Regions from separate parts of the Homo sapiens genome. Here region 2 is linked to region 1. Evidence: chromatin loops called from intact Hi-C (ENCODE). Cell type or tissue: MCF 10A. All regions are shown on one strand. Each heading gives the region's core, and the rest is flanking DNA. Links, peaks and the distances in the headings are about the cores only.

What was found. A loop is a pair of places that touch in the nucleus more often than their neighbours do. Peaks named below come from ENCODE experiments on the same cell type or tissue, not always from the same donor. Only the 100,000 strongest peaks of a DNase experiment are listed, where the experiment ranks them.
Region 2: it touches region 1 in a loop (3-fold over the local background); 3 of 110 quality-filtered maps call a loop at or near these places.

What each region holds. Positions count from the first base shown.
Region 1 is chr1:196,652,987-196,669,315 of GRCh38, forward strand. All of the region lies in intron 1 of CFH (complement factor H), which reads left to right. Among named protein-coding and RNA genes, the nearest start is that of CFH, 9.1 kb to the left of the region's middle. In MCF 10A, for the core only: a CTCF peak has its summit at 8,127 (motif pointing left); a DNase peak (open chromatin) is centred at 8,095.
Region 2 is chr1:195,930,129-195,946,457 of GRCh38, forward strand. No RefSeq gene overlaps it. Among named protein-coding and RNA genes, the nearest start is that of LINC01724, 150 kb to the right of the region's middle. In MCF 10A, for the core only: a CTCF peak has its summit at 9,912 (motif pointing right); no DNase peak of the experiment used is centred there.

The sequences.
Region 1 (16,329 bases), core at 4,498-12,497:
GGTAAACATTTTTAAACTGAATGAATTACATATTATTCATAATTTCTAAAATCTTTTCACTTAGTAAAGAAATTTTGATTGAGTGACCATTACATAGCCTCTAGGAACTGAAGAATATTAGCAAATAATACAAATCTCTGTTTCAGTCTTCCAATCTAGAAAATAAAAGCAGATATATTCTTATAGTTATACACTTTGGTAATTTAAAAAATATTCAAATATGTTTAATACCTTTTGAAAGGTTGAATTATTTTCAGTTATATTTTCTAATGTTATTGCTTGTTCTTTGGCTTGTAAACTTTATATGTAGCCACTTTTTAAATGAAGAAAACAATTATTTCCTTGTACATATAAATATTATAATTAGTATTTTAAAATGAAACCTTTTTGTATTTACAAACAGTTCCAGAACAATGTCAATATTACCTATTGTAAAAGACATCTTTTTCTGTTTCTTTGTGTAAATATTTCTGTCTTTTCTTACTAAATTTATGGGAATGTTTCTAACGTTTCATACCTACATACTGTTTGCTCCAGTTTTACATAGATACCATTTGTCATATAAGGGAGATTTGTTTTATTTCTAATCTTTAAAATCAAGAATCAATGGCAAGTTTAATAAACAGTTTAAGTTATTAAAAAGTTGAATTTGAAATATTATTAAAATAGAGTACATCAAAGTATATGTGATAATTAAACAATAGTGATTTAAACATCTTATTTACATAATTGATTATTGCTGACTTGTTTCACTTTTATTTTATTTTTCATCAATGTGTGTTTAAATGTGGTATCAGTTTCTACTGGTGAATTGAACATCGGCACTATATATGTTATGGTGAAAATGATATAAATCTGATTATTTCCTAAAAGATAAAGCACAACTTTGTATTTAAAGCAATGCTTAGGCCAGCCTCATAATTTTCATAAAAGCACATGTAATGCAAAAGCCAATGGAGAAAAACTACATGAATTTTCAGTGGATATCAGACTCCTAATTTATTCCTTGTTTCCCAAATACTCTCTGAAACTAAACTAGTTCGAGATGTCCATCAGTTCTATTAATCTACCATATCTAAAAAATTTTTACTTAACAGAGTAGCTTTGATCATGAAAAATACTCACATATATTTCAATATTTGCTTCTGTTTATATTTTCCACATTGAATACTGAATACCAAATTGAGAAGATAGTTTGAATACTATCACAATCTGCTTTATTCAACAGCATAACATTTTAGCATTACTTCTGCTCTGTTAAGAGTGAACTTTCTTCAAAAAAAACACTATTCATTACTAAGAAAGAATTATAGCCAGCAGGAATAATTTGTAATTTCAGCTTTCTATTTGTTTTCTTTTTTTAATATATTGGGTACTACATAGAACCTTTCTAATGCAATATATTGTCTACAATAACATTTCCAATTGTGTAGGAACGTTAATTGCCTCCTTGTTTTAACAGTCTGGCTCAGGGGGTCACTGCAGGCTACTAAGAATTGGGTCAGATTTACAGGACAAAGTTTAAAATAACAGTTTCTCAATCGTACCACCTAATTTCACCTTTTTGAAATATAGTATGACCAAGGTTTTGAATATATTATGACCAAGCAGATTTTTTAGATTTAGGGTCTAACAATTGTGTACTATATGAAATTAGGCCACAGCCCAGAAATTCCAAGATGATTAAAGTGAATAAATTAAAACTCTACTGAAACATGTTCAAGTAAATACTGGCTGTGTTGTTTGGGAGACATGTTTTTTAATCCTGGAGATTTAGAGTGCAGAAACGTTATTTCAGGTCCCAGAAGACTTTATAGATCAGAGATTGATGGATTCCATTACAGTCAGAGAAAGGAGAATAGTGGTCTAAAATCCTAAATTGTATGTTTGAATTTCAGTGTGATAAATAAGAATTCCCCTTTGCTCCCCCAAACCCCCATATTTTCAGAGATAGTAGTATGTGTATTTATCTATATGGTGTGATTTAAATTGTGCGATGGCCCAATTGGCTTCAATATCTCATCTCCTCCTAAAATACTTTACGTGTTGATATTAATATTACTATAATTTCAACCAATCTGTCATTTACATGGAATGACAAATACACTGAATACATATTTTAGGATAGTTAAATTTAGTATTATTCATAATTTACTTTGAATTATTATCATCTGACAACTTCCCTGAAACAATTTCAGTGGGCGGGGGAGGGTAGAAATGGATGTTGATGAGGATAAGAATAGAACAAAGTGATTCTGGAAGATGGGGTTTTCCCAGGTAGGACAGATCTGCTGGTTGAAGTGCTATAGTGAGTGCTATAAGAGAAGGGGTAGAGAAAATGCCCACAGAAATGGCACGAGCCTGAGACGTCTGCCAAGGCAAGCTTTGCTTATTTTAAATTTAGGCATATCCTGGGAATGCATATGCTACTCTTTTGCCTACATATAATTTAAACTAAAAATGAAATATCTAAGTATTGCTAACTAAAATTATTCTTAGGTAGAAGTAAGTTCCCAAATATAAGTTCAAAAGCAGATTGGTAAATGTTCTTCATGTGTGGCCTTTGGTTTCTAAGATCTGAGCCAGTCTACATTGACCCACTTTTATTTGCTTAATCCTCGATTGTTTATTCTGCAGTCTTTTGCCACTTTTCATTCTTCCCAGTTATGCCTTCTCCTCCTCCCCACACACACCATCCCCCACCTGCCTAGGCCTTTGAGATTCTGCCACCCAATCTATCCCGTGCTCAGTTAACTAACGTGTACTTTACCCATTTCTTCACAAAACCATAGTACATGGAAAGGGGATGATGTAATTGACAAAAAAGTATTGCATTTTAGCTTAAAATTATAAGGAGTCATAAAAAGATAGCTCAGAGGAAATAAAGTAACTGAACATCAAAAAATGAAACAATAAAAAGGAAAGAAAAAACATTTGACAGAACACTTTTATTTCTTCTGACATTTTAACTTAGCCAAGTTTTTCATAAACCTTGTTAACTGGAAATGTAATAGATAGAAAAGTGATTATTCTTCCAGGCCGGGCATGGTGGCTCACACCTGTAATCCCAACACTTTGGGAGGCCCAGGTGGGTGGATCACCATGTCAGGAGTTCGAGACCAGCCTGACCAAAATGGTGAAACCCCATCTCTACTAAAAATACAAAAATTAGCCAGGCGTGGTGGCGCGTGCCTGTAATCTCAGCTACTCAGGAGGCTGAGGCAGGAGAATTGCTTGAATCAGGGAGGCGGAGGTTGCAGTGAGCTGAGATCATGCCATTGCCCTTCAGCTTGGGCGACAGAGGGAGATTCCATCTCAAAAAGAAAAAAAAAAAAAAGAAAGAAAGAAAGAAAGAAAAGGAAAAAGCAATATTCTTTCAGAAACTCCTGAACTGTAACATAAATTTAAGCTTAGGACACATAGGTCAGATGTACAATGGAATTACAAATGTTAGAGTTTCCTGGGTTCTTGCAACAGAGTTTTAAGTGCACTAAACAGTTATCACCTTGTCTTCTCTTATATTTTCTAGTCACTACTGTCTACTACGCTTTTTCCACAGGCTGTCCATAATCTACAGATATAATGGAAAGGCTTCCAGATAGTTTCATTGTTACTCATCTGTTCTTTCGCTCATTCATTTTTCCATCACTTTAACTTCCACAAGTACTACTTAGTAATACTTGGTACAATGTGTGTTGCGTTTTTTTTTTTTTTTCTCTATTTTCAGGGTCCTAATTGTACTGTCTCTTTGTGGCTGAGTTCGTTTTTTGTGACTGGAACAATAACTGGCATTAGAAATTAGCTATTCAAATACACATTTCAAGAAAGTTGTGGAATTTCAACCCATGTTCTGATAGTATCTTGTTTTATCTCTAATTATGACATACTTGTTATTCTATCCAACTTCATGTGACTATCGTCTATTCTCCTATCTGCTTTTTATGGTTCTGGAATTTTCTTCTTGCTCTTTTCACTGTTAAGTTGTTTGTTTGTTTGTTTGTTTGTTTTGAGACAGGATCTCGCTTTGTTGCCTGAGGCTGGAGTGCCCACGCTGGAGTGCAGTGGTGCGATCATAGTTCACTGCAGCTTCCAACACCTGGGCTCAAGCAATCCTCCTGCCTCAGCCTCCCACACCTAGCTAAATTTTTTTCTTTTCTTTTTTCTTTTTCTTTCTCAAATGCCTATTAAGTGTGACATAATCTCTATTCTGCTTTGTCTCTAGAGTTTGTTTCTTTAAACAATTCTTTACTCTGTTTACAAAGGTATATATGTTACTTCTGAAATGATCTTTATTCTCATGTTATTTATAAAATAATTTGAATATTTCTTATTTTGAAAAGCTAATTAGATCATATCGTATATATGCATATAGAATTGACCCTTGACCAATATGTGCTTGAACTTCAGGGGTCTGCTTACTATGTGAATTTGTTTCAACTAAACCTGGGTCAAAAATACAGTATTGGTGGGTTGCAAAACTTAAGCATAGGAAAAACTGACTTTTCGTACATGCGGTTTCCAGAGAGCCAAATGTAGAATTTAAGTATGTGCAGATTTTGGCCTGTGTGGGAGTCCTGGAATATATATCCCCTGTGTATACCAAAGCCAAAGGATTATTGAATAAATAGTATTACTATAGATCAGTGAGAAGATAAGAAAGAAATTTAATGCAAAATACCTATTTTTGCTATTTCTGTTTTGTTCATTTGCTTTATTTTTTTCCAAATTGATTTTGTAACTTTGCTTTATAATATATTCTGATACCTACTAAGTTTAGAAGTAGGCTATTTAAAAAATAATATCTACTGTTTTTTATGCACAAAATAATTTTAGAAAAATAGAATAATTGAACAAAGAGACCAACTTTAGTCTACCAAAACAATCTAGCACAAATTTGATTAAGGATTTCCCAAATATATAATTTTATCATGATTTATTTCATTTGAATAAAAACACTTTTCAACTAACAGTTAAAAGATATATTGACATTGAAAATAAGTAATTAGTTCTATGTTTGTATGTCAATAATAAGTAATTAGCTTGGTGTTTGTATGTCAATAATGCCCCCTTAAAATTTGAAAGTGAAAAAATTAGGTAAATTAAGATTATTAAAATATTAAGTAATATTGATTTTTAGCTTTGACCAAAATTATATAACTATTTTCCTCAAATTATAGTAAAAACATTCCTACTCTTTACCAGTAGTTAAACGTATTCACACTCTTAATTCATGGGCTAAAAAAAAACTTGATTTTGTTTAGTATTATTCTTACTTTTTTGAGACAGGGAATCACTTTGTCACCCAGGCTGCAGCGTACTGGTGCAATCATGGCTCACTGCAGCCTCGACCTCCTGGGCTCAAGCAGTCCTCCCACCTAAGCATCCCAAGTAGCAGGGATTACAGCCACCTTGCTCAGGTAATTTTTTTTTTTTTTTTTTTTTTGAGATGGAGTCTTGCTCTGTCGCCCAGGCTGGAGTGCAGTGTCGCTATCTCGGCTCACTGCAAGCTCCGCCTCCCGGGTTCACGCCATTCTCCTGCCTCAGCCTCCCGAGTAGCTGGGACTACAGGCACCCACCACCAAGCCCGGCTATTTTTTTGTATTTGTAGTAGAGACGGAGTTTCACCGTGTTAGTGTTAGTCAGGATGGTCTGGATCTCCTGACCTCGTGATCTGGTGATCTGCCGGCCTTGGCCTCCCAAAGTGCTGGGATTACAGGCATGAGCCACCGCGCCCGGCCTGCTCAGGTAATTTTTAAAATTTTTTGTAGAGACAGGGTTTCACCACGTTGCCCAGGCTGGTCTTGAACTCCTGGGGTCTATTGATCCTCTTGACTTGGCATGTCAAAGTGCTGGGATTATAAGCATGACCCACTGCATCCAGACTAAAACTAATTTTAAATTGTAAAATAAAGCCAAATGAATTAAAGCTTCACCAATGTAGTGTTTTGTAAACAAAATTAACTGGCAATTAAATGACTTGTAAACGTAAGATGAAGTATTCATTGTTTAAACTCAAATACTTAGATATGATGGCTTAGTCTACTCATTAATCTAGAATGAGAAAAATGAGATGGCTATTTCTTTTAGTTTTAAGATAAATCACATCTCAAAAAAATGTTTCTGTGCCTTTCAATTTGTATGCATCCTATTTAATAAGCCCGTTGTACATACATGCTGAGAGTTTGACTACTTGGGCCAAAATAACCGTTTGTTGTCTACTTGAAGGTGGTTCAACTGAGCTTGAACATTCGATTGTTAGTCAATTCAGGCAAATAAAAGTTATGTCACAAGATATACCTAATTATTATTAGAACTCAGTGCAGTGAATCATTACCTTAAATACTTTTGCTATGGCATGAGTTGATAATGATGTAGGACAGCAAGCCCCCAAATTGGGTCTTAGCCTGGGAAGGTTCTTGGTTTTGTCCAGTAAAGAATTCAAGGGTGAGCCTGTGGTGTTAAACAGCAATTTTTGTTGAAGTGGCAGTGTATAGCAGCCTCAGAGGCACCTCTCCTTGCTAAGCAGGGCTACCCATAGGCAGTGTGCCCACAGTAGCAGCTCAGAGGCAGTTCTGCACTCATATTTATATGCACTTTTAATTATATGGAAATTAAGAGGTAGTTAATGCTGAAATTGCCAGGAGGAGGATGGTAACTTCCGGTTGTTGGGTCATTGCTGTGGAAAGGGCCTGTAACTTCTGGGTGTTGCCATGGTAATGGTAAACTGTCATAGCACACTGGTCTGTGTGTCTTACAGGGAGGGGCTTCCACTCAGACCTGTTTTGGATAATCCTCAATTTGGTCCAGTGTCCAAGTCCCATCTCCTATCTCAATAATACTCAATACAATAATGGTTAGAACAAAAGCAGACAGGAAAGTGTATCTGAAGTGAGAAGACCTAGACATTAATGAAAATTCTTCCACGAACTATGAAAAACATTGTTCTTCAATTGTGGGGAGCTTACATTTTGATGTGGGGAGATAGATAGAAAACCTAATGAACAAAAATAGTTATAGCATTGTGAAAAATTTTGTGAAGGAGGTAAAGTAGGGCCTAAGAGAAAATAGAGATGGGGATGGTAGTATGTAGAGACATTAGGTGGGCTTGGTCTTGGGGACTAGAATGAGTGGATCACTTTGAGGACAGAACATTTGAGTAGAGGCCTGAAAGATGAGACAAAGCCAGTCATCAGAAATCTGTCGTAAAATTATTCTAAGAGGAGGAAATAACCCGTGTAAAGGATCTAAGGAAAAAATAAGTTTGAAATGCTCAACAAAATATAAACAAATAAATCAGCGTGACTTTGCACAGTAAATACATGGGAGATTTAACATGATGAGATCCGAGAAAGTGGCAAGAGCCAGATAAGGGGTTCCCAAACCAAGGAAAGGAGTTAGCAATGCTGGATAAGTAAAAAGTGAAGTCATAGAAGAATTTTAATCACAGGAATGACATGACCAGATTTGCAAGAATCACTTGTCACTCTGTGAATAGACTGAAGTAACAGGAGAGTAGAGGACTGGAGGCTAGTTAGCAGGCAAGTTTCATGACCAAAGTGACAGATGATGATCTGAACTAAGATTTTGAAGATGGTAGTAGGAGCAAGGGAAAATAGAACAGGGGCGGTCATATCTTTTTCTTACAAGCAGAATCAAAAGATGCCATTTAACACTGATGGAAAAAGCACCAGAATTTTAAGTACTATTTGAAGAGAAAAGGTAATCAATATGATAATTCTTTATATATAGTAAACATATTCACAGAGTAAATATTGTGAGAAGTTGGTAGGAAGATTTTGTGGAAGAGATGTATCCTTGTTTTCTACATCTGGTTGTTAAAAGCAATGAACTATATTTGGAAATCAAGAATTAGGGGCACAAACGTATCACCTGGAAATATAATAATAACCAGAAGGGAAAGCATTTACTTCTCACTAGGAAGTGAGCGGGCTAAACTTTTTTTGTGTTAATGGATTACTTTACTTATTTATTTTTTCCAATAACCTGAACATCATCAAATGGATCTAAATTTTGAAAGTGAAAAACAAACATATCAGCTTGTAATTAATCAGTTTTCCTTTTGTGCGGAAGGGGCCGGGGATTGTGTTGTTATGATAGAGTATTAGCACCATCTAGTGGAGTAGAATATGTTTACTTAAATTATAAACATCGAAATAGTGCAATGTGGAATCACATATTATATGAGTTCACTAATACAAATTTGCAAAAAGGTCAAGGGAAAATTAGTGCCCATAAAAACTTTCACATTATTTTGTAAAATATAATTTTATATGGTGTTTTCTTTCTTATGAAATATTGCAAAATGTTTTCATATGGATTTGTTCCACCATGTTAATGGGCACTTCTAAAACTTTTTTCTTTGGGCTGCTACAACAAAATATTATTAACTGCCTAGCTTATAAACAACAGGAATGTATTTCTTACACTTCTGAATGCTAGAAAGTCTAACAGCAAGATAGTACCAGCAGATTCAGTGTTTGGTGAGGTCTGCTCTCTGGTTCATAGACAGTGCCTTTTGGCTGTGTCCTCCAATGATGAAAGGGACAAGGCAGCTCTGTGGTGCCTCTTCTATAAAGGCACACATCCCAAATCATGACAGCTCCACCTTCACGACCTAATCACTTCCCAGTGTCCCCACCTCCTAATACTATCACATTGGTAATTAGGTTTAAACATATAAATTGGGGGTTGTGGGGAGGTTGCATGTATTCAGAGCATAGCATATGCCTTCTTAACTTACTAAAGTCTAATAATAATTTATCACTCAGGATTCAATGCGGGAAGCTTAAGTAGAAGTAGAAGATTACCTATCTATCAGTCAATTAATTGATTGACATACCAATCTCCTATCTACCTACTTAAAAAGAGGTTTTGTTTTGTTTGTTTTGTTTTGTTTTGTTTTTTAAATAAATTGCCTCAAGGAATTGTGAGCATGAGATAAGCAAGTCTGAAATCCACAGGGCAGGTAGTCAGAAAAGGAAGATTACAGACAGGATGGAACTCACAGGAAAGGAAGCTGCTTTCCACAGAATTCCCTCTCTTTTTCAGAGGAGCCTCAGCCCTATGTTTCAGACCTTTCAAATGATTTGATCTGGCCTATCTAGATTACCTAGAATGATCAGCTTGTTTAAAGTCAACTGATTGGGAGTGTATCTGGCAACATATTTTCTCACCAACATTTAGATTAGTTTGACTCAATAACTGGGAATGCTGACTTAAGCAAGATGACTTATTAAGAAAACTGTCACAGCTCATTAATACCTTTCTGTTTTTCTGGACACTGTGAAGAACTTAAAAGACATTAATTTTATTAATCCTTCTCACAGTTTACCTACTATTGTCATGTGTTTTATGTATATGGGTGTATACACATACATGTTTGTATTTAAAACCATGTAAGGTAATATTTTTATTATTTTATAGTCAGTATTCATTTATATTTACTTGAACATTTACCATTTTCTTTGTTTTTCATTTCTTCTTTCATCCTAAGACCTTATATTTAGGATCAGTTTCAGTTTTCTGAAATATATCTTTTTTCTCTCCTTAATGTGTATTTATAGTGGCAAATTCTCTCAAATTTTATTAATCAGCCCGGGCACGGTGGCTCACTCCTGCAATCCCAGCATTTTGGGAGGCTAAGGTGAGTGGATTGCTTGAGCCCAGGAGTTTGAGACCAGCCTGGGCAAAACGGCAAAACCTCGTCTCTACAAAAAATACAAAAATTAGCTGAGAGAGGTAGTTTGTGACTGTAGTCACAGCTACTTGGGGGGCTGAGGCAGGGGACCACTTGAGCCCAGGGGGTCAGGGTCGCAGCGAGCTAAAATCACACCACTGCACTCCAGCCTGGGCAATAGAGATCTTGTCAAAAAATAAAATAAAATAAATTTTATGAATCAAAACTTTATTCTCAAAAAATTATTTCTGTATATAGAATTCTATATAGATAGTTATTTCTTCCTGAAAATGGAAGTGATTAATACCTGGTGGCGTCTGCTATTGCTATTGAGAAGTCTTTGTAAATCTAACCATTACTGCTTTTAAATTAATATTTTTCTCTAACAAGGTTAAGATATTTTCTCTTTGGTTTTCTGCATATTCCTTATGATGCATATAGGTGTGTTTTTTTACTGCTTGGAATTTTTTAATTCTTGGATATATTAATTGGTATGTTCCATTCATTTTTTAAAATTCTCTTCCAACATTGCTCTGGCTTTTCTATCCTCATTGACTCTTAGCTCATCTTGTGTATTTTCCACACATGTGTGTCTCCATGTTGCATCCTGTATTATTTCTTTTGACCTGCCCTCCTGTCCACGAATTCTTTTTACAACTGTGTTATCTGCTATTAAGCTGTCCATTGATGATTAAAATGGGTTTTTTCATTTTTAGAAATTATATTTGGTTCTTTTTAAAATCTGCTACTACTTTGTTATAATTTCTTTCCTCAGATATCATTAGTCAAACTTTTCTCTTACATTTAAACAACAGAATTAGTATTGTTGATTATAGTCTGTATATATTTATTCCAATATCAAATATCTATTTTGTTCCTTATGAAGTTTATGGTAACTAGGTGCTTTTTCTCCCGTATAATGTCTTTGACATTTGTAATAATAATTTGGTGCTTAAGAAAAAAATCTTCCTCATATTAAAGTTACAACTTATCTTTTCTGGGTGGCTAGAAGAACTTTCAGTGTGAGACTACCTTAAGCCAAATTTGTGCTTTAAAATTCCTTGGTGCTCTAAGCAATTCAAAGCTGGGTTCCTGTAAGAAGAGTGTGGTTTACTTCCAGTTCTCCCTTATCCTGTGGGTGAATTCATTTAGGTTTCCAACTTTGAATTTTGTTGCTTTAGCCTAATAAGGCTATCAAAAAGCAAGCTTGTGTCTTCCCCAAATGGTGAATGCCCACAGTGCAGAAAAAAATTGGCTGCCTGTTTTCCTTTCTGGGTTCTGATTATACCAAGATATGTTATGGTAATTCTTTACTGTCTCGTCAGCTTTCTAAATGCCTCTATGAAAGTATTTATTTCAAAACATATGTTTTCCTGTTTTTTTCCCCTTTTGTGACAGGGTCTCACCCTGTCTCTCGGCTGGAGTGCGGTGACATGATCATAGCTCACTGCATCCTTAAACTCCTGGGCTCAAGAGACCCTCCTGTCCCAGCCTCTCACATAGCTGGGACAACAAGTGTGTGCCACCATGGGTAACTAATTTGTTTCTTTAATTTTTTGTAGAGATGGGATCTTGCTATATTGCCCAGGGTGGTCTCAGACTCCTGGGCTCAAGGGGATTCTCCCACCTCAGCCTCCCAAAATGTTGGGATTACAGGTGTGAGCCACCATGGCTGGCCACCTGGTTTTATTGTGAAGGTGTCCTAAGTGATAAGATTAATCTGAAATAATGAATCCCAAGGCACTCAAATTTTTTGTGAAATAGCCAGACAATAAATATTTTAGACTTCGTGAGCCATAATGTCTCGCTACTCAGCTCTTCTATTGTAACATAAAAGGAGTCATAGACAATATATAACTATATGAGCATAGCTGTGTTCTACTAAAATTTTATTTACAAAACAAGCAGCGATTGGATTTGGCCCACAGGTTAGTTTTCTGGCCCCTGACCTAATGTATCTCACTATAACAGAAAATATATACTGACTTTCCTTCTTACTATTATAAATTTTATGCACATAATTAAATATTACCCAAACCACAATTTTTAATTCAGATGGGTGTAGCATAATTTGACAATTTTCATAAATATTCTAATTATATCCATTATTAAAAATGCTGGAATAAACACTCTGTACCTAAATATTTCACAAAATCTTTAATTATTATTTGTTACTTTTAAAAAATTGAAATTATTTGTCAACTTACGTATGAGTACTTTTAAGATTCTTTATTGCTAAGTTGCTTTTTAGTGAAGTAATAGTCATTTATATTTCAGTTTTATTTAATAATAATATTTATATTACCTAATTTTCCAGCAAAATTGATTATCATCTCCTTTACATTTTTGTGTTAAAATTGGTCAAAAAATAATTTTCTTTTAATTTTTATCTCTTTTAATTATTGGTAATGGTCACGTTAATGCCTGTTCTTAAGTAAATGATCTATCCTACTCTAACATTTTTCTTTAGATAGTGTTTAGTGCTTTTGTTACTGCAAGAAGTGTTTGTGTTAAGAATAATTTTTCAGTTAAATTTTCTCCACATTTTGTATATATGATTTTTTCACAAATATAATTTTTAATTAACAAAGTTTTAATGTGTATATGTTCTGTTTGCAAATTGCTTTATGCATTAAGCCTTCCTTTTTTGATATTTATTCATACTTTTTAATAAATATATTTATAAAATAAATATAATTATAGATAGATGGCACTAAGATAATAGTAAGTTAAAATGACATATCATCATATATAGCAGATAATTAAAAAATTATAAAAGAATGAAACATATATGTATTTATTTTAAATTTGTTTAAACCTAACTCTTTAGTCTACCTGGCATTTGTGTGCATGTGTCTGTGCAAATAAAGTAAGGATTCAAATTTATCCCATTTCATTTCCAGTGGGTTTTATTTTTTATTTATTATTATTATATTTTTTTGAGACAGAGCTTTGCTCTTGTTGCCCAGGCTGGAGTGCAATGGCGTGATCTTGGGTTACTGCAATCTCCGCCTCTCAGGTTCAAGAGATTCTCCTGCCTCACGCCCCCACGTAGCTGGGATTACAGGCATGTGCCACAACAGTTGGCTAATTTTGTATTTTTAGTAGAGACGGGGTTTCGACATGTTTGTCGGGCTAGTCTCGAACTCCTGACCTCAGGTGATCCACCCATCTCAGCCTCCCAAAGTGCTGGGAATATAGGCGTGAGCCACCGCACCCGGCCCCAGTGGATTTTAATTGCAAGCCTGCCAGAGTGAGTTTCAATTTGAGGTAGTCCAAGTTTACACAGTACGATAGACTTACCCATTGCCAAGGTTACTTGGCTTGAAGGAAAATACAGAATAAGGATAAAGGCAGTATGCACAAGAACAGCTTGATGGAGATTTCAGGCACTGAAACTCAGCTTCTAATATCTTAACCCCCACCAGGATAATTTTGCTGATGAAGGATGAAAGTTGATGCCAGTATAGGTCACATCCATGCCCGGTAACAACAGAATTGGGTATCCTTAGTTTAAATACTTTAGTTGTCACCTTGAACTTGGAGGGTGATTTATGTGATCATCACTATTATTTGCTGTTTTCTATTTTCTTTAGATTTCATTTAATGTTTTACTAGTTTCTTGAATTAGAAATTTGGATAATTGATTTCCAACAGTTTTTTATTTCTAATTCATTCGAGTTATATTTTTTTCTCTCTAATCAGTGCTTCAGCATCAGCCCACAAATTTTAACATATATTTCCATTATTGTTTATTTCAAATCATATTCTCATTTATATTATATTTTTCTTTAACTCATGAGTTATTTATAAGTGTTGCTTGCCAAGTGCGGTGGCTCACGCCTGTAATCTCAGCACTTTGGGAGGCCGAGGTGGGCGGATCACTTTTGGGAGGCCGAGGTCAGGAGATTGAGACCATCCTGGCTAACACGGTGAAACACCGTTTCTACTAAAAATACAAGAAAAAAAAACCCAAAAAATAGCCGGGCATGGTGGCGGGCACCTGTAGTTCCAGCTACTCAGATGGCTGAGGCAGGAGAATGGCGTGAACCCAGGAGTGGAGGTTGTGGTGAGCTGAGATTGGGCACTCCAGCATGGGGGACAGAGCGAGACTCCGTCTCAAAAAAAAAAAAAAAAAAAAAGGGTTGCTTAACTTCAAAAATTTTGTGAATTTTCCACTTATTTTCTGTTAGCAATGTCTAGTGGTCAGGGAGTATACTTAGAGTGGCTTTAATTTTTTGAGATTGGTAGAGATTTGCTTGGAATGAATATGCATCTTGCAATTGTTGAAGACAGTGTTTTATTAATATAAAAAACTTAATTTGGTTAATAATGTTGCTTATATCTTGTATATCCTTATTTTTCTATTTCTTTTCTATTGGATATTGGAAACAGTGTGCTTAAATCTCAAACTATGATGGTGGATTGCTTACTTCTTTTATTTCTGTTATATTTTGAAGATGTATTAATAGTTTTATGCAAAGAGGCATGCTGGTAAATGTAAAACAACCAACTATTTTTTAAAAGGAAAGGGAACAACCATGATTTGTAAAATTTGCTGAGTTTCATGGTGTAAATTCTCACAATATGGTCAATTTCAAGTTACCAACGTGTCATCAGGAGACATTGTATTAGCAAAAGATGTGTATAATTGGCTCCTATGAGTCAGTATGAGCCAGCTCCAGCAAACATTGTTCAGACACATTTGCAATTATTACATCTTTCTGTTAAAGTAGCCTTTTTATTAATATGAAATGACTCTCTTTTTATCTAATAATACTTTCTAACTAAAATTATCATTTGCTTGATATTAATACATTAATATCATTCTTACTTTGGTTGATACTTTTCTAGCATATTGGTTTTTATCATTTACTCTCAATTTATATGTACAATTTTATTAAAAGTAATCATCATATATTTGAGTTTTCTTTTATGCTTTTATCCAGTCAGACAATCTTTGTATGTTTAGTATGGTGATGAATCCATTTATATTTAATGTAATTACTGATACAGTTCAGTTTAAGTCTAGCATATTGCTACTTACTTTTGCCTCAATTTTTCTCTCTTCTTTTCCTGCCTTCTCTTATTTTAATCAAATAGTCTTGACTATCTCATTACATCATGTATTCTAGTTATTTTATGTATCTCAATATTATTGGTTTAGTGGCTAACTTAGCAATTACAACAAAACATGCTTAAATTATTACAATTTATTCTAAATTAATATTTTTACCACATCAAGACTATGGGGAAAACATCACAACACTTTTATTTTCTTTACCTTTTCCTGACACTTTTGCTACTATTGTTTCATATTATACTCTTGAATTTATTAAAAACACTATTAAACATGGTCTATTGATTTAAACAGTCAAGGCTCTTTTTTATTTGAGTAAAATATACATAGCATAGGGTTTATCATGTTTCAATAGCTTTTTTATTTACTCTTCTATTTATTTTCTTCAGTTCTGCTTATTCCTTTTTGTACTTCTTTGCTTATATTTTAGATCAGTTTCCTTCAGCCCAGAGAACTTTTTTAGTATTTTTCTATAGTTGAGTCTGCTCTTGTTGAATTCTTTCTGCTTTTGTTTGCTTAAGAATGTGTTTCTATTTGCTTTCATTTTTGAAGTATATTTTCACCATTTATAGAGTTCTCTGCTGACTTTTAATTTTCAGCACTTTAGTAATGCTAAGACATATATATTCAGACTTCAGTATTTACTTCCACAGACTTGGCTGTTATTTTTACTATTCTCCTGGAAAAAAAATGTTTCCTCTGTCTGTGATATGGTTTGGCTCTGTGTCCCCACCCAAATCTCATCTTAAATTATAATCTCCATAATCATCACATGTCAAGGGAGGAACTCAGTGGGAGGTGACTGGATCATGGGGGTTGTTTGTCCCATGCTGTTCTCATGATAGTGAGTGAGTTCTTATGAGATTTAATGGTTTAAGCATCTGGCATTTCCCCAACTTGCACTTCTCTCTCCTGCTACCATATGAAGAAGATCCTCTCTTCTTCTTCACCTTCCACTATGATTGTAAGTTTCCTGAAGCCTCCCCAACCATGTGAAAGTATGAATCAGTTTAAACTTCTTTTTTTATGAACTACCCAGTCTCAGGTAATTCTTTATAGCAGTGCAAAATGGACTAATACAGTAAATTGGTACCAAGGTAGTAGGGCACTATTATAAAGATACCTCAAAATGTGGAAGTGACTTTGGAACTGGGTAATGGGCAGAGGTTGGAACAGTTTGGAGGTCTCAAAAGAAGACAGGAAGATGTGGGAAAGCTTGGAACTTCCTAGAGACTTGTTGAATGCTTTAGACCAAAATGCTGATAGTGATCTGGAATATGAAGTCCAGGCTGAGGTGGTCTCAGATGGGGACAAGGAACTTATTGGGAGCTGGATCAAAGATCACTCTAACTGTGTTTTAGCAAAGAGATTGGCAACATTTTGCCCCTTCCCTAGAGATCTGTGGAACTTTGAACTTTGAGAAAGTTGGTCTGAAATTGGAACTTATGTTTAAAAGGGAAGCAGAGCATAAAAGTTTGGAAAATTTGCAGCCTGATGATGCAATAGAAATAAAACCCGAATTTTCTTGGGAAAAATGCAAGCCCACTGGAGA
Region 2 (16,329 bases), core at 5,264-13,263, 720 kb before region 1:
ATAATCCTTAGGTTCCTAGGGGGTAAAAACCTTATAAAATAAGCACTTCCAATCTTTGTTTAAATTTATATCCATCCCATTACAAGCTTCCAGTGTTTTATATTCACTGTTATTTTGTTTGGTTTGGCTTGTTTCTTATCATTTGGTACATTCCACATAATAAAGTATACAAAGTTCTATTTTTGAGATCCAAAGTATTAGACATGATAGCATTTGAATAAGTGCTAAGGCTGTCTCCTAGCATCTTCCATCACTGGCTGCAGACGTATCTGGAAATAATATACAAAGTGTTCATCCTTTTAGTATCAATCATTCTTAAAGAAAAAGTGTCAAAGCAGAGTTTCGTGGGACAGGAATCCATCTAAGAGTGCCAATTCCTTCTGCTACCATTCCCCTTTCTCTGTGAAGAGAGCCTCCTGATCTGTACTCTTTTTTTTTTTTTTTGAGGAGGTTTTGAACTGTCCTCTACCTCCATAGTCCTCAATAGCTGGCAGCAAATATATACACCCCAAATTACTCTTTCATCCAGTCCCAAGGTACTTTAAGCTACTTAAAAGTTACATTGCCACTGTAGGGTCCTCTCTACTAAATAGAGCACATCCTGTTAACACTATTCCTGCTTTAACCTCCCATGATGCAGACTAAATCTGGCCCAATTTTGTACCGTTAAAGTTCAAATGCTACATTCATGTAACTATCAGATTTAGTTATGTTTCTATTATTTATGAGTTGGAAAATTTTATTTTATCCATCTTCTTGGAAAATAGGGTCTGAAGTTGTTTGAAAAATGAGGTGGATACATAATTAACAGTTAGATTGTCCATCCCCACCTTTATTCCAAACCAACTACTTCCATAAACAAAATGTTTGCAATCATTGATACTACTACTGTCGTTCAGGTTTTCTTTCATAATACACTCTCCTACCATAAAAAGTCAACCATTTATGACTTTGAACCAACATCATACCTTGCTTCCTTGTGTAGAATTAGCTTCAATTTGTCACATCAATTTTTAATATTACATTGCTTTTAGGATAAAAAAAGAACATAAAAAGACTTAATATGGATTTCTTGATGCTGTAATTGTGTTCCAATATTCATTGACATAAATTTGGAATCAATTATATCAATGGAAAAAAGTATTCAGTGCTTTTCTTATATTCTCTGATGAGGCCTTAGTACCAGACAAATAAAACTCTTATGTTCTTCTGCTAGATTCTCTCTCAGCTGGACAGATTATTTCAACCTAAATATAACCTAGCTCAGTTTTTCAGGCACAGTCAACTATAGACCAAGCTCAGTCACACTTTTCTGAACTCAATAAAATTCTGCAGTCTGTCTAAGACCCTATTTTTACAGGTAGATGGGACAAGTAAGAGAATAGACAAGAAAATATAAGCTCCATGGGATTGAAGACATTTTTGTCTGTTTTATTCACTGGAGTGTCCTACATCCCTATAATACTGTAATAAACATTTGTTGAATGAAAATGTTAGCCCCAAACCAGCACTTGTTATTTATATATGGATCCCATGCTGCCCTCTTCAGCATAATTCTGAATGTGCCGTTTCTTTTCATTGTGAGTTTTGTTTAAATGTCTGTTCTTTTTAGGGTCTTTTAAAAAATATAATTTACAACATTACTGGGATTTCTTGTCCTAGAGCTAGTTAGTGGTTTTAGAAGTAGACACAGTCTCAGCTAGGACTCAGTGGCTAGCTAGGAATGATCACTCAAAATAGAAGTAGCAAGAAGATGCATAATATAAACATAAGGCCTCAAGCTGGGACTGTAGACCTTCCTCTGCTGTCTTTAAAAGGTACCAGTCAGTATGAACATTTACAAAATTATGAGAATATTAGACTCTAGGGGGCTATAGAGCCACTTAACCATTAGATTTTTGGATTTCATCAGTGCTTACCATCACTTTTTCCTATTTTTACAAATTTTTAAATGTGATTTGTTATACAGATCCCAAACTACATTCAGTTATGTAATAATATTTGCATTATGAAAATATGATCCAGGTTCTGTGTAGTGAATAGAAGATGGAGGAGGCAGAATGAAAGTATGAGGAATGATTATGGGGATATTGCATCAGTCCAGGTGAGATACGTTAGTGCCTTGGATTGGATACATCCCACTGGAAAGCATGAATCAATTATGTTTAGGTTGCAAAAGTCAAGAATGAAGTGGAGAACAAGAGAAACCAAAGATGTCTCTGAAATTTTCAGTTTGATCAAGTGGGTGAATTAGGGTATAGTTTACAGAAATGGAGAATGCCAGTGTGGCAGAATGCAAAAGTGGCCACAATCCTTTGCAGTTTCTCCCCTCAAGAGGTGGAGTCTATATCCCAATCCTTAAGCCTAGATTGGTCATGGGACTTGTTTTGACCAACAGAACATTAGCAAATGTGACATATTAGATACTTGAAAAGCAGCTGCATATTTGGGCTTACTCTCTCATTGAACTTAAAACTCTTATGCCACCTCGGGAACACATCTGGAATACCCAGCTGGATGATGAGAAATCACATGGAGAGGAGAGACTTCCCAGCCAAAGCCTTTAGAAACCATTCACAGTTGCTTACCTACCAGTTGACCATAGACAAATGAGCCAATAAGTGAAGGTAAGAATGATCCATCTGGGACAAAACCAATTGCCAACTCTTATAATTATGAGCTCAGTGAACAGTTGTTTTAAACTACATGATCTGGGGATTGCATTAGTTACCATATTGTACAACAAAGTATGCAATTTCGTCCAAATTTTTTGTGTAAAAAAATTAAGTCTAAGTTTGTTACCTAGACAAACCATGACTTAAAACAACATGTATTTATTATTTCCCAGACTTCATAAGTCAGGAGCCTGGGTATGGCTTAGATGGGTCGTCTGCTAGGAGTCTGTCAAGGTTGCGATTCAGCATTAGTTTGGCTGTTTTTGTCTGTAGGCTTAACTGGGGAAGGAAGAATCTACTTCTAAGCACACCCACACTGTTGGCAAAATTCATTTCCTTGTAATTGTATGACTGAGGGCTCACCTTCTTGCTGGCTTTTCACTGGTGGTTTCCCTTAGCTCCTAGAGGTTGCCCACATTTCCTTCAGTTCAGCCACTATACCTAGAGGTTACAGTTCCTTGAGTTTACCCACTCTATCTAGAGGTCACCCACATGTTTTAGAGGGTGCCCACAGTTCCTTGCTATGAGAGCTTTCCAAACATAGTTGCTTACTTTACTAAGCCAGTAAGGACAGTTTCTTGAGTGACTATTCCAGGAAGACTGAGCCTCATGTAAAGTAACATAATCAAGGAAGTGACATCCCATCACCTCTGCCATATTCTGTTGGTTAGAAGCAAATCACAGATTCTACTCACACTCACTAGGAAAACAGACAGGAGTATGGACACCCTGGAGTCCATCCCTGTAAGGTCATTTGTTACACAGAAGTTAATAGATAGAACCAGTTAAGAGGCAGTAACTTTTAGAAAGACATGATATTGTAGTTAAAAAGTAGATTCTGAAGGTAGTCTCCTGGGTTTTTATCCGAGGTTTGCCTCTTAGTTGTGGGAAGCTAGACAATTCATCTAACTTCATCATTAACTATATAAATAATTACAATTTTAGGAATGTTTGTAGAATCTTTACCTCTGGGAAACCTTATTAAAACAATAAAAAAAGACTCACTCATACTGATACTTTCTGCCCATATAAAAAGCAAAGGAAAATTAAAATGTGATGTTGTGTAACTTTTACAACTTTTACCAAAACACAACTTACTAGTTGGAAAAAATAAAAAATATCTATCAGCACTCTAGAAAACAACACAGTGCAAAGCGGTGCTACTGCCTCAGGCAGCTTTCAGTGACATAAATATTGAAGCCATTGAAACATTAAGCTATAATTTGGGATTCATGCTGGAAGTGATTATGCTGTATTGCCACAGTCTGCTAGGATTTCCCACCTGTTTTTTTCCATAAAACTGAAAGTAGAAAACTGCTGAAATTTAAGTAGGTTTCTACTTAAACTTTTTTCTTACTTGGAACATCCACAAGGTAAGATGTAATAGGCAAAAGAAAAAAAAATCTGATGTTAAGAAAGTAATTCTTTTAAATATTATTCTTCTACTTAGATTGGCAAGTAATAGCTATAAGTATCCTACACTGCACATATTATTTACCTATATAATTTATAACACACATTACCCACTTGGTTGGTATGCCATTACTATATTAGGTTGACTATAAAAATGAAGCATTATTATTCCTATGTTTTAATCTTAAACATTTCAGTAATTCAAGAGTATGTGTAAAAAGGCTTGAAATTTCATAATTTTAGAGAAATAATTCAATTTTTACATTTGAATAAAAATTGTGGAAACATAAATACATCACTTTAATTTAAATGGCAAGTGTGTGTCATTATGGCCTTAGAAATTCTCTCTACCCTGTTAATGGTAGCACATGGAGTTCTCACATGTTTCTTGATCTTTTCTTAAGCAAAATATATTTTTCTAATATGTAGTTTGCTACTTTCTGATATCCAAAAATCACTTGGTATTCATTGGCCTAGATTCTTTTAATGGTTCATTGTCATTACTTATAAATATGGGTTAGTCAAGAATTGTTCTTTAATGGAGACTGTCTGAAATTTAACTTTTATTTAATGTGACCAAAAAAATCATATTACTAAGCAAATACACCTTCATTTAGGTCACTGCAAACTTATGAGTTGAAAAAAGTAACTTGTAGAATCATTAAGATGCTAAGACGTAAGAAAGAGGGAAAGAAAACACTGATTATTAAGGATAATGATCTGCACCTGGTTTCAATCACGACTTTCTTCCGAAGCATCAACCAACTTGGAATACAAATTTCAGTGCTTGCACAGCTGGAATATAATGCTACTTTCCGGATACTGAAAAGTCATTAAGAGTTCTCAGATAACCACAATATGATTTTGTAAGACTGAACTATGAAATCGACTAAGGGGTAGGATTGTATAGAAATTTTCGGTTTGTTTAGAGCTACTTTTCTTAAATAGCCTAAAAGTAAATATAAAGAAGATCATTTCATTGCCTGTCTGAGATTGATTTACAAGGAGTCTATAAATACAAGAGTGATTACCATCTAATGTGGGAGCTATTGCTGTTGTCCGAAAATAAGCCTCCCTGTATAGCTCCAAATGTTCCCTGCTACTAAGGGAACAGACTTGATTTTCCACTTATCTTTTAATGACTTCCTGCAGGCAAAAACCTGGAGCCAAAATTCTACTGACATCTGTTTGTTGGTATGGGTCTTATTTAGAACCCCAGTACTAGGTAATTATTCATTATTTGTTGGCGCTAGGATCGTGCAGCACATAATGTTTTGCAACAGTTAAGCTATAATAAATAAAGGAATAAACAGAACTCTTCTTCTAAATACTCGTTTATATACAGCATCAACAAAACAAACAGGAGAGCTTCCAACAATTTATTGCTAGATAGTCACTGCTTAAAGTTCACATTTATCATGAACAAATACAAAGAAAGAAAACTGTTAGCTTTTTCATTTTAAATCAAGGCTGAGATTTTAATGATCAAGGGCACTTTATATTGTAATTTATGTTAATATGTAAGTCATCCTGAGGAGTATTTTATTTTATCTTCCTAATATTTATTTTAGAGGCACTATGATTTCACTGAAGAAAAACGGGGTTTTGGAACCTTAGATCTGACACTAGAAATCTTAGGAAAATCAATGTTTCTAAACCTGTTTACTCATGTATTATATGGAAATAATAATATTTATCTCATAAGGTCATGGTGAATAATAAGCTAATAGACAAAGTATATGACATCATGATCTTAATAATTCTTTATTTTCTTCATTAAATTTTCTACTACTTGCTTTGAAGTATTTAGTTTTAAGCATAAATCAGTGCTGACCAAATAACGTGTAGAATTCCAAGACCACCCAATTTCAGTCAATTCAATTTCAAGATAGGTTTGTGGGCCATCTATATGATAGAAATATCAGCTATGCATTCACAATGTGACAGTGATCCAAATACGAATCCTGTTTATGGCAGGCTAAAAAACATCCCCCAAAGATATCAGGACCTAATCCTCAGAGCCTGTGAATATTAGTGTATATGACAAAAATATGTGATTAAGTTAAAGATTCTGAGATGGGTCGGTTATCCTGGACTGTGCAGGTGGGCCCTAATGCAGTCACTTGTGTCTTTATAAGAGACAGTGGGCGAGTTGATAGAAATGGGAACAGATGATAGACATAGACACACAGAGGAGAAGGCTCTGTGTTCACGGAGGCAGAGACTGGCGTAACATGGCTGCATGTCAAGGAGTGCTGGCAGCCACCAGGAACTGGAATAGACAAGAATCACACTCTCTTCTGGGGTCTCCAGAGGGATCAGAGCCCTGCTGACATCTTGATTTCGGTCTGGCAAAAAAGATTTTTGAGCTTCTGATGCCCAGTACTGTAAGAGAGTATATTTCCTTTGTTTTACATCATCAAGTTTGTGGTAATTCTTTGGAGGAAGTCTCCAGAAACTAATGCAGTATTGTTCAGTATTTTATAGATAAATGGGATTGACTAGAAAATGATCCATGATATGGGAGGGGATAAACCCTACATGACCAAAGTGTAAGAGGATCATAAGGGACTAACTGTTGAGTCACAAATGATCATAAACGTGATATCTGCAGGGGCACTGAAGGTTGTATAGAGTTCACAGGAATGGCAAAGAATGGGAAAAAATGTATTACATACATTAAGGAAAAAGATGGCTAAAAAGTAAAATAAGCACTAGTGTTGATTTTTTTCTTTTTTTAATGTGAACTTCTTCCACTAGGATGGAGGAATTGTGTGATGAGAAATTAGACTTTGAAGTCCAATAGTAGAGGACATAAGGTAAATGTTTTCTGGTAATTGGAGTGATGCGACTACATGAACAAGTGTGTGAGCAAATAGAAATACATTAAGCTGAAGAAATCACAACTGATAGACCAATGTTCCTTAACTTTAACATTTAAACCTTGTTCATTACAGAGAGGCCTTAATAATTGTTTTTATGTAATATATCTGCCCTAAAAAAGGAAAGTAACTTGTCAGATCAAGGGTACCCTGTGGGGCTCAAAGTGGAATGGGATGCAGGCTGGTATAGGGTACAGAATCTAAGTATGATGCATAATGGAGGTCCTAAAAGAATGCAAAGCAGAGAAGTTGAAAAGAGAGACATACATCCCTTGGCAAGATCTGGTAAGAGTTCCAAAGACTCCCAAGTATGAAGAAATTGAAGGAGCATCAAAACCACATTGTTTTAGATGTATATATTAACAATAGTTTTGTTGATGGTTTTACTATGTGGTGAATATGAATGGGTGATCATATTCTTAAATTAACTGTTTACTTAATTTATGTTTATTTCATTACTTTGTGTATGGTTTTCTGTATGTGAAGTGAACATTTGTGTTACTTTCCTGGAGTACAAATAAGTAGTCGTTAGATTAAAGAAGAAAAAAAATATATATTTTTTGAGATGGAGTCTCACTCTGTTGCTCAGGCTGGAGTGCAGTGGCATGATCTCAGCTCACTGCAACCTCTGTCTCCCGGGTTCAAGCAATTCCCTGCCTCAGGCTCCCGAGTAGCTGTGATTACAGGCACCCGCCACCACGTCCAGCTAATTTTTGTGTTTTTAGCAGAGACGGGCTTTCTCCATCTTGGCAAGGCTTGTCTTGAATGCCTGACCTCGTGATCCACCTACCTCGGCCTCCCAAAGTGCTGGGATTACAGGCGTGAGCCACCGCGCCCAGCCAGAAAAAAAATGTTTCTAAGAAAATAGTCGAAGAATATGTATATATATACATATATATATGTACGTAGAGAGAACATTTTTTAATTCCGGCATATGTAAATTGGTGGGTATTATCATTTTCATAGTATCTCAACGAACTTTATTTCCTTCTAAATTTGAAGGAGCTTATGCATGCAGAGGATAGAGTGTCTACAAAGACACTGACACATGTATACACATAGCCTTTTGGGAAAAAGTATAGATACTAGTGCCTGAATATTGGGTGAGTGGCCACAGTAAGAACAGAAAAAGACTCAACAGATGATTTGCAGCAATATCAAGATCTTATAAGGTAAGCTAAAGTGTTTAGGAGCAATATAATAGGATTAATTAAGGGAGGAAAAAAAACTGGAGACACAGTAATCATATAAGGCAAAGTAACCTAAAAGTAGGAAATAATTTTAAACAAGAAAAAAATGCAAGCTTAAACTAGAATAATAACAATGCCACACACATACAAAGTCATATTTAGTGTACAGGACTCATTTTGCAGATCCTGTGGAATGACAAAATGGGGCAGTAAATTAATATCTTCCTTTTTTTCTCTCATTATGGTTTATGGTTTAATTATTAAGATAGTACTTAGATCTTCAGATTTGGCTATGTCAAAGATTTGTAATAATATTGGCTTTATATTTAATATTTTAAACTCAGTAATATGCCAATAAACAAATCTGAATGTTACCTTATGCAATGAAAAAATGGAAAGCTTTAAATTTTCTCATCAAGGTATATAGGATTTTCCAAAATAAAAGCAGACATTCTCAAGAAATAGTGTTCCCTGCAATAGTTAGCAGAGACATCAGAAATTGTATTTCATTATAATCCAATCCAAGTTAAAATGAAAAGTCTGTCACTTCAAAAATCAAGAGGACAGTAAAAACATGTAAGTAAAGTTAGTCAAATGTTTGAGACTATTAACATTGATATTGAATAAAACTTTGTATGAAGGAAAATATTTCAAATAAACTTGATTATTGATCTGGAACAATAGTAACAAAGAAACAAAAAAGTGTGTGTTTTCCTCACAACAGCTGGGTTTAAATTAATAAATGTATAACCTAAAATTCATTATTTTCCAATTTTTAAAACATTTTACTGATTTAAATATACGGTATAGGCAATAGCTGTATAAAAATCATTAAAATTAGACAAGACTGTTACCAATTACAGTAACTGGCAGAAAAAACAATTGGCTCTGGAAGTTAAAAATGTTGCCTAAAAGGAGTTATGTGTAGGCCATTTTAAATAACTAGTCAGAGAAAAAAATTATTTTTCATTTTTCACAAAAGTTTGAGGTAGAAAATGCTGTATGTATTGAGTTTGGCTAATAATAATTTGTTTTACCCTTTTGGAAAAGTATTTTAAATGCCTCAGCCAATAAAGTTTGGAGTTAATTTTTTTATTTTAAGATACCATCTGTATAGCTACATTTTTTATACCAGCTTTTAAAATATGTTGAAATTAAAATAGCAGTTTTCATATTGGAGGGTTTTAATACCTTCCTAAACATGATAGTTTTCAACTATTAATCATATTATCATATGATAATATTAAAATGTGAAAGTATCCATGAGGTAGACCAAGGGTAAATCAAAATGTGAAGATATTTTTAGTTTTAACTGTCCAAAGGCAATTATAAACAACTTTCCAGTGAAAGTGAAAATCATGCCAGTTGTTTTAATAGTGTACTTTATGTATAAATAATAGAGGGATATTGCCAAATATTCTCTATTCTTCAGTTTCACAATTGAAATGGCATTTGTGCAAGAGAAATATCAACATCCCTAAGAGTTTTTGTGGCCTTGCTGTGTTTACTTCAAACCAAAAATCTCTGCTGTATACTCCTAAGCTCACAACAGCATCCTCAAATGCTATTTGTTTTACATGCGTTTAACTGGGTAACATAATGTCCAAATAAAGTTGATTAAATCAAAGAAGTTGATACTTTCCTAGGAAAAATAAGTCGAAGGGTAGCTTTTGGTTTGGCCCTTGAATAGCATCAAAGTTGCTAGTTCCTCTCTTCCACTCTGCTATCGCAGGGCATCAGGAAGTTTTCCCTCTTGGTCACAAGGTGGAGGCAAATGCTTAAAGCTTCACAACAATGACCAAAACCAGGAGTCTCTGTAGCAAAGGGGCCCTCTTCATATTTCTTTTTTCAAGAGCCCTTTTTTGTTGTTGTTTGTTAGAACTGGGCCACATGGCTAGCTGAATGCAAGTCTGGGGAAAAGATTGTTTGGGTATTTAGACTCTACTGTGGAAGACAAAGCTCTGCCAATAGAGAAGATTGTTGCAGTGATTAGCCATTGAGGACATAACTAAGCAAAACTACCATCATTACCATAGGCTCACTAAAGTCTTCCATGACCAAATGTATTTGAGAAACACTGGGTTAAACAAATTCAACAGGTTTCTTTACTGTGTGCTCTCAAATCTCACTAAAGACTTTGCGTTATCAGTCTCCAACAACAACAAAAAAATATGTTCCTTTTTCCATGTTAACTTTATTATAGCACCAAAATATTTTTATCTCATCAAATAAGATTAGAGGTCCTCACAAGCAGACTTTCAAAAATGCTGAAATAAGCTCATACTTCACTGGAAAAAAATCATAAAAAATGTAAAATTTCAAAGTAAATTTCATTTGCTTCCAAGGGACAGAGATCCACTCAATGTAAAATGAGAATAGGGAATAATTAAGGGGTATTAAGATATTTGCAAAACACAATTGAAAGATTTGAGGACTAGGAAAAAATGAGAATGAGGCAGCTACTCTTTTCTAATTCTCAAGCTCAGATTCTCCTTCTGGTTCTTTTGAGAGACATAAATTACACATAGATTAATTTATAGGCTGCCAATTAATCATATAGATGAATTATATAGATTATATATAATCTATAGGCTTCTTTTTAGTTATCCAAAATATGGACAGTTATGTTTCTTTCCCCTCTGTGACTTAGAGGGGAAAATATCTTTCCAAAGTCTTCCTAAGATTGGGTTTAACAGATCCATTTCCTATTTTGTAGTGTTAAAGCTGTTCTTATCAGATTCTAGATGACAAGCCTACTTCAATGCCTATCTGTCTGTTTTGTCTTTCTACCATTCTCCCTGTATCTCAGTCTGCCTTTTTGGTGTGTCATGAACAGAGAGCAATCACTCTCCACTTGAGGTCATTGAACATAGTTTTCTTTTTCTACTAAAACTTTGACTTTTATTTTTTTCGGCTGATGATTGTTAAAAAGAGTCAGATTCATCTGAGAAAAGATATATGTCTGGCCAGCAACTTGTGGTGGGATAATTTAGAGTATCAGGACAAGTTTTCTAGAGGCTCCTTTGTAAGGACACATTACCTGTTGACAGTCGAGGTGGATGCAGAGGAGCCTATGCTCTGAAAAAATTAGGAAAAAGTAATAGGAAGATATTTTTCTGGTTGTAAAATAGGATAGGTGCCCATTTGACAGATTTCTAAGGTGCAGTAAAATACAAAATTAGCTATTCCTAGTCAGATGGAGAAAGCACATAGTCATTTTTCTATGTTTCTAACCACTGAGTTTCAAACTCAGAGAGTGTGTAGAAACAAAGAAAATTTCTTGGGGAGTTTCACCATACAAAAAGATCATAGGGTGGGGAAAAAGTCAGTTAACTGAATGTGATTCCTGCAAATAAGATTATTTAAAAGATAAAGAAGAATAGAAAACTTCTAAGAAGAGTATGGAAAACTAACATTGTATAAATTTAGAAAACTGAATGATTAATTTGTTAAAAATGTGAACTAAAGCATAAGAAGAATATAGTGGATATATAACTTTAGTTTCCCCACATTGTACTTTTTTTTTTTTTTCAGTTAGTTCCTTCATTCAACACTATACCCAACTAGATATAGACATGCTCTTCAGAAACTTACAGTCTAGAGAACTGAGAGTCTTAAGGATCTAAAGATATAGGTTAAATGCTGCTTTAAGACCCCATGCTGAGTGCTTCACAAAGACTGCAACAGAAGCTGTCATACTTTACCCCATAAGTGGAATGAAGAGATCAGACATAACATTATCAAAGCTAAATCTTCTGACATTGGAATATGCCTTTAAACATTCACAGCTCAAAGCCACGAAGGCCAACTACTTCAGAAACCTTAGGAAAACCCTAGTATATGAAGTTACATTTTTTTCTCTACCATCATTCTCTGGTTTCTTATTCTGCTTTCAACCTCCTTTCTGTTTCTGAGACATGCCAAGTATATTCTCATCGCTGAATTTTTTTTGTCTTTTTTTTCAATAGGATTTTATTCTTAAACTTAAGCATTGTAATAGTTACTGAAATATGGCTTGAAACCTATTTCTGTGTCCTTCAAGCCCACCCACTCCACACCCCCAAGACACACACAATGGCCCTAATCTCAATCATCATCTTCTTTTTATTCTACTCCTAGCATTTCCCCTTCTTATATACAATATTTTGGAGCTAGACCCTATATCTTTGAATCTCTTGTCATATGTTTCAGCATGGCACTTTCTTCCAAAGGAGAAAACATATTACATTAATCCTAGCATTTTCCCTCCAATATTTTGGAACAAAACCTATATCTTTGAATCACTTGTCATATGTTTCAGCATGGCTCTTTCATCCAAAGAAGAAAACACATTACGTAAGAAAAATGAAATACCATTGAGCATAGTTTTTGGAATGTATTGGCTATGGTCTGAATGAAAGCATTCAGACAATAAATATATTTGCCCTTCACACATAAAGGCTTTGTGCCCCAAAATTTATGTATTGAAACCTAGTAATCAATGTGATAGCACTGGCAGGGTATGGCCTTTGGGTAGTGATTGGTTCATTAGGACAGAGCCCTTATGAACAGAATATACCCTTATAAAGGAAAGGAAATTAGGGTTTTCTGTTGAAGAACTATTAGAGTGACTATAAAGAGTGATTTGTTCTTTTGCTCAAGAGCAGTAAACAAAATTCAATTTTTATATTATTTTTGGTGACTAATGCAAGCAGATAGAATTGGAAAACACACACTGAGATGCTTTCTGTCCACACTGGACTGAAAAGCCTGTATAACCATCAATAATACTCAAGAAGTATTAAACAGGTGTGCAATCATACACCTCATTTTGCATATGCCCTTGAAATCCGGTGGTAAGAACTGGAACGTAATTGTTGTCTAGTTAAGTATACGTACACATCTGCACATGATTACTTCTAACAAAACTAGAGGGAGAAGTGGGAGAGTGAGACTGATGACAATAGAGAAAATGTTATATGAGGACACAATGAGAAAGCAGCTGTCTGCAATCCGAAGAGAAAGGCCTCACAAGAAACCAACCCTGCTGGCACATTAATCTTGGACTTCCAACCTCTAGAATGGTGAAAGCATTAATTTCCGTTGTTTAAGCCACCCAGTCTGAGGTATTGTGTTCTAGCAGTCCAACCGGACTAATATGAGTCCTGAGAGCAAAATGATCCTAATCGGCAGACATTCAGTGTGGAGACAGACTTAGGAATAGGCTCAGAGGATGAGCTAACAGTGGATCAAGCTTCAGTATGAGGCTCTGACTGGGAAGGCTTGCACATTCTTAGTTGTCCAATTACTAGCACTAACAGTCTAAATAAAGTGATTCTGCTGAAAAAAACTATCACTCAGGTCTGGATACTATCGTAAAAATAATCTTATTACTAGTGGCCCAAGCCATTGATATAAAATATCATCTTAAAAAAGATGAATACACGAAGAAGGTAACTTTTCTATATATGTCAGAAAGAATGGTGAGCCTTGGACTTGGGTGATTAATACCTCCAGTCATTATCATCAGTACAGTAACATCTCATTACACAGGAGTTTTGGAGAAAGTACTCTGCAAAGAGCCAGGCATTCATGTTGATGTGACAACACATATGTGCATAGACTGGTGAAGCCTATGATGCAAATTGGAAATATGCAACAAATAATTTTTATTTGGCATAATATTCTGAAGGTAACTAGTAAAATTATATTCTTTACTGATATCATTAATAATTATATTTTAATGGACATATTTTAGTAATTCTTCAAGAAGTATCCAATGAAAGTCAAATTTTTGAAGACAGATGATGTGGGGCTAGAGATGGAGAAACTATTACGTAAATTAGTTAGCTCTTCATTTTAATTCCCAGAGCATTTTACACTTAAAACATGCATAACTAATCAATGTACCCTCAAGGTAACATTTCCAACTTGGTATGAAGAAAAAATACTAGGAAAAGAAAGCCCCATTTTTGTTAACAAAGCTATTTGCTGAATTAAATGAGTAATACTTAGAAAACATATCTATAAATGTCAGAAATTTGATTTTTAAATACTATAAAGCTGCATTTAGCCTAAATTTGCTGTCATAAATCATGTCATATCAAATACATCAGTTTTTTAGATAAAAGAATCTATATACTTCTATATTATTGACTCTATATATGTACTACCTTAATTATTTGGCATTTAAGACTTCAAATAATTTCTTTAATTAAATTATTGACATTAGTTAAGATTCTTAGACATCTTGTAATGAGTTTTTGAAGACAAGTGTAATGAAGACCAAAAGTATTAACTACGTTTTCCAAGACTACAAAGGTATTTGAGCCATAACATACTGATGATCCTGAAAGGCCAGTGAGGCTCTTGAGATTTCTGGAAATGTATCTTTTACTCTATCAAGATCCTAAATCTATATTGAGATTTTGACATTACTATACTTTATGGGAAAAATTGCAAAGCTTTTTATACTTATAGTCACCTTCTCTAGGGTCCATTTTGAGAGGACTTTATATGAATACTGAATCCTTAAAGTCAAGAACTGTCTATTCTACTTCTTCATACTCTCAGAACATAGTATATAGTCTATTATACCAAGTGTGCTCAATAAATATTAGGTTAGTGCAAACTTAGTTGTGATTTTTGCCATGTAATTGCGGCCTTTGCCATTAAAAGTAATGGCAAAAATGACAATTAATTTTGTATCAACCTAATATTAGGAAAAGAATAAATGAGCATCATGAAGTTCCTTGCCAGTCACTTTTTCCCAGAAAAGAAGAACCATCTTCCCATGGAATTCCTCCCCTAGTGAGAATGGAAGCACAGTTAGACTAGGGATTAGTATACACTGCCAAGAAGTACAGCACTTCATAATTACAGATAAGCCAAATGATAATAATATGTAAAATGGTAAAATTCAAATCATTAATATCTTCTATGCACTTTCTTCTTATAAACATTGTTGGAAAATTAGGGAGGAATGCATGGGTGTTCAGAGGATTTAAAAAGTTTCACCTTGCTATGAGAATTAATTATAATTTATATATCAATCTGAATTGATAATATATAAGGTACAGCTGACCTTTCCCTTTCTCTAAATGCTTGTGTTTTCTTTCAAATGCAGATTTTTGCAAATACAATTAAAGAGATTGCTTAAATCTTCAACTTCATATTAATCAAAATAAGAAATTATGTACCTAAGATGGTTAGAAAGAGAAGACAAACTTCCAGTTAGTTTATTATTACATTTTGCCCTTTGAAATATTAACAGCCAATTGCTTAGCTTATTTAGAGGAATGATCACATTTCAAATAGATTATATTGAATATGAATATTTACATTATATTATCTGAAACATCTAATTTTTAACAAATGTACAGATTCTCAGATTCTGAGTCCTTGAAAGTGAGATTTAAAAGTCTGTAATTTAATTAACTACCCAGGATTCAGACCTGCTGCTGCTGGGGCAGCTCAGGCACCCTTTATTCCTGTTCCCCTCCTTCAACACCTTTTAGTACCACTATTTTGAAGCAGAAAACATAAACCTTGAAAATGAGCCAAGGAAACAGTTAGTATACTGTGCTGGAAATGCTAATGGGATAAGGAAAGGGATTATAAATACATTTAAACTGAGACAAGCAGTATCTTGGCCTCTCCTCTGAGGATATTGTCTTCTTTCGAATTTATTCCTCTCCTCTTTGTATTGATTCTTTTTAATTTTGTCCATCATGCAACTGGTACAAGAATACAAGTCTCAGGCTAGCTACCATTTTGAAAAAATGATCTTTGAATTTTGTAGGACAAAGTGGGGCCTCTAAGAAAGGACGTCTCAGACTGCAAAATATTTTCTTTTCTAGAAATTATGGAGAAATATTTTCTTTTCTGTCTGGGTTCATCTGAATGTAATTCTTCCCCACTCATTTATTCACTTACTCAGTTAGCAAGTATTTATCCAGTTGCAACCACATGCCAGGCAGTGTAATAAACACTATTGAACAGGCTCTAACAGTGTTCACAGAACCTACGCTCATAGAGCTTATGTCCCATGGCAAGAGTAGACAATAAACAAATAAGTAGACCTACCATAATTGAAGATTCCTGTGAGGAAAGAATATCATCAGGTAAATTGGGATTTAGGGCTTCTGCTGGAGTAAGGGATCAGGGGTAATGTTTTGGGCAGGTGGTCAG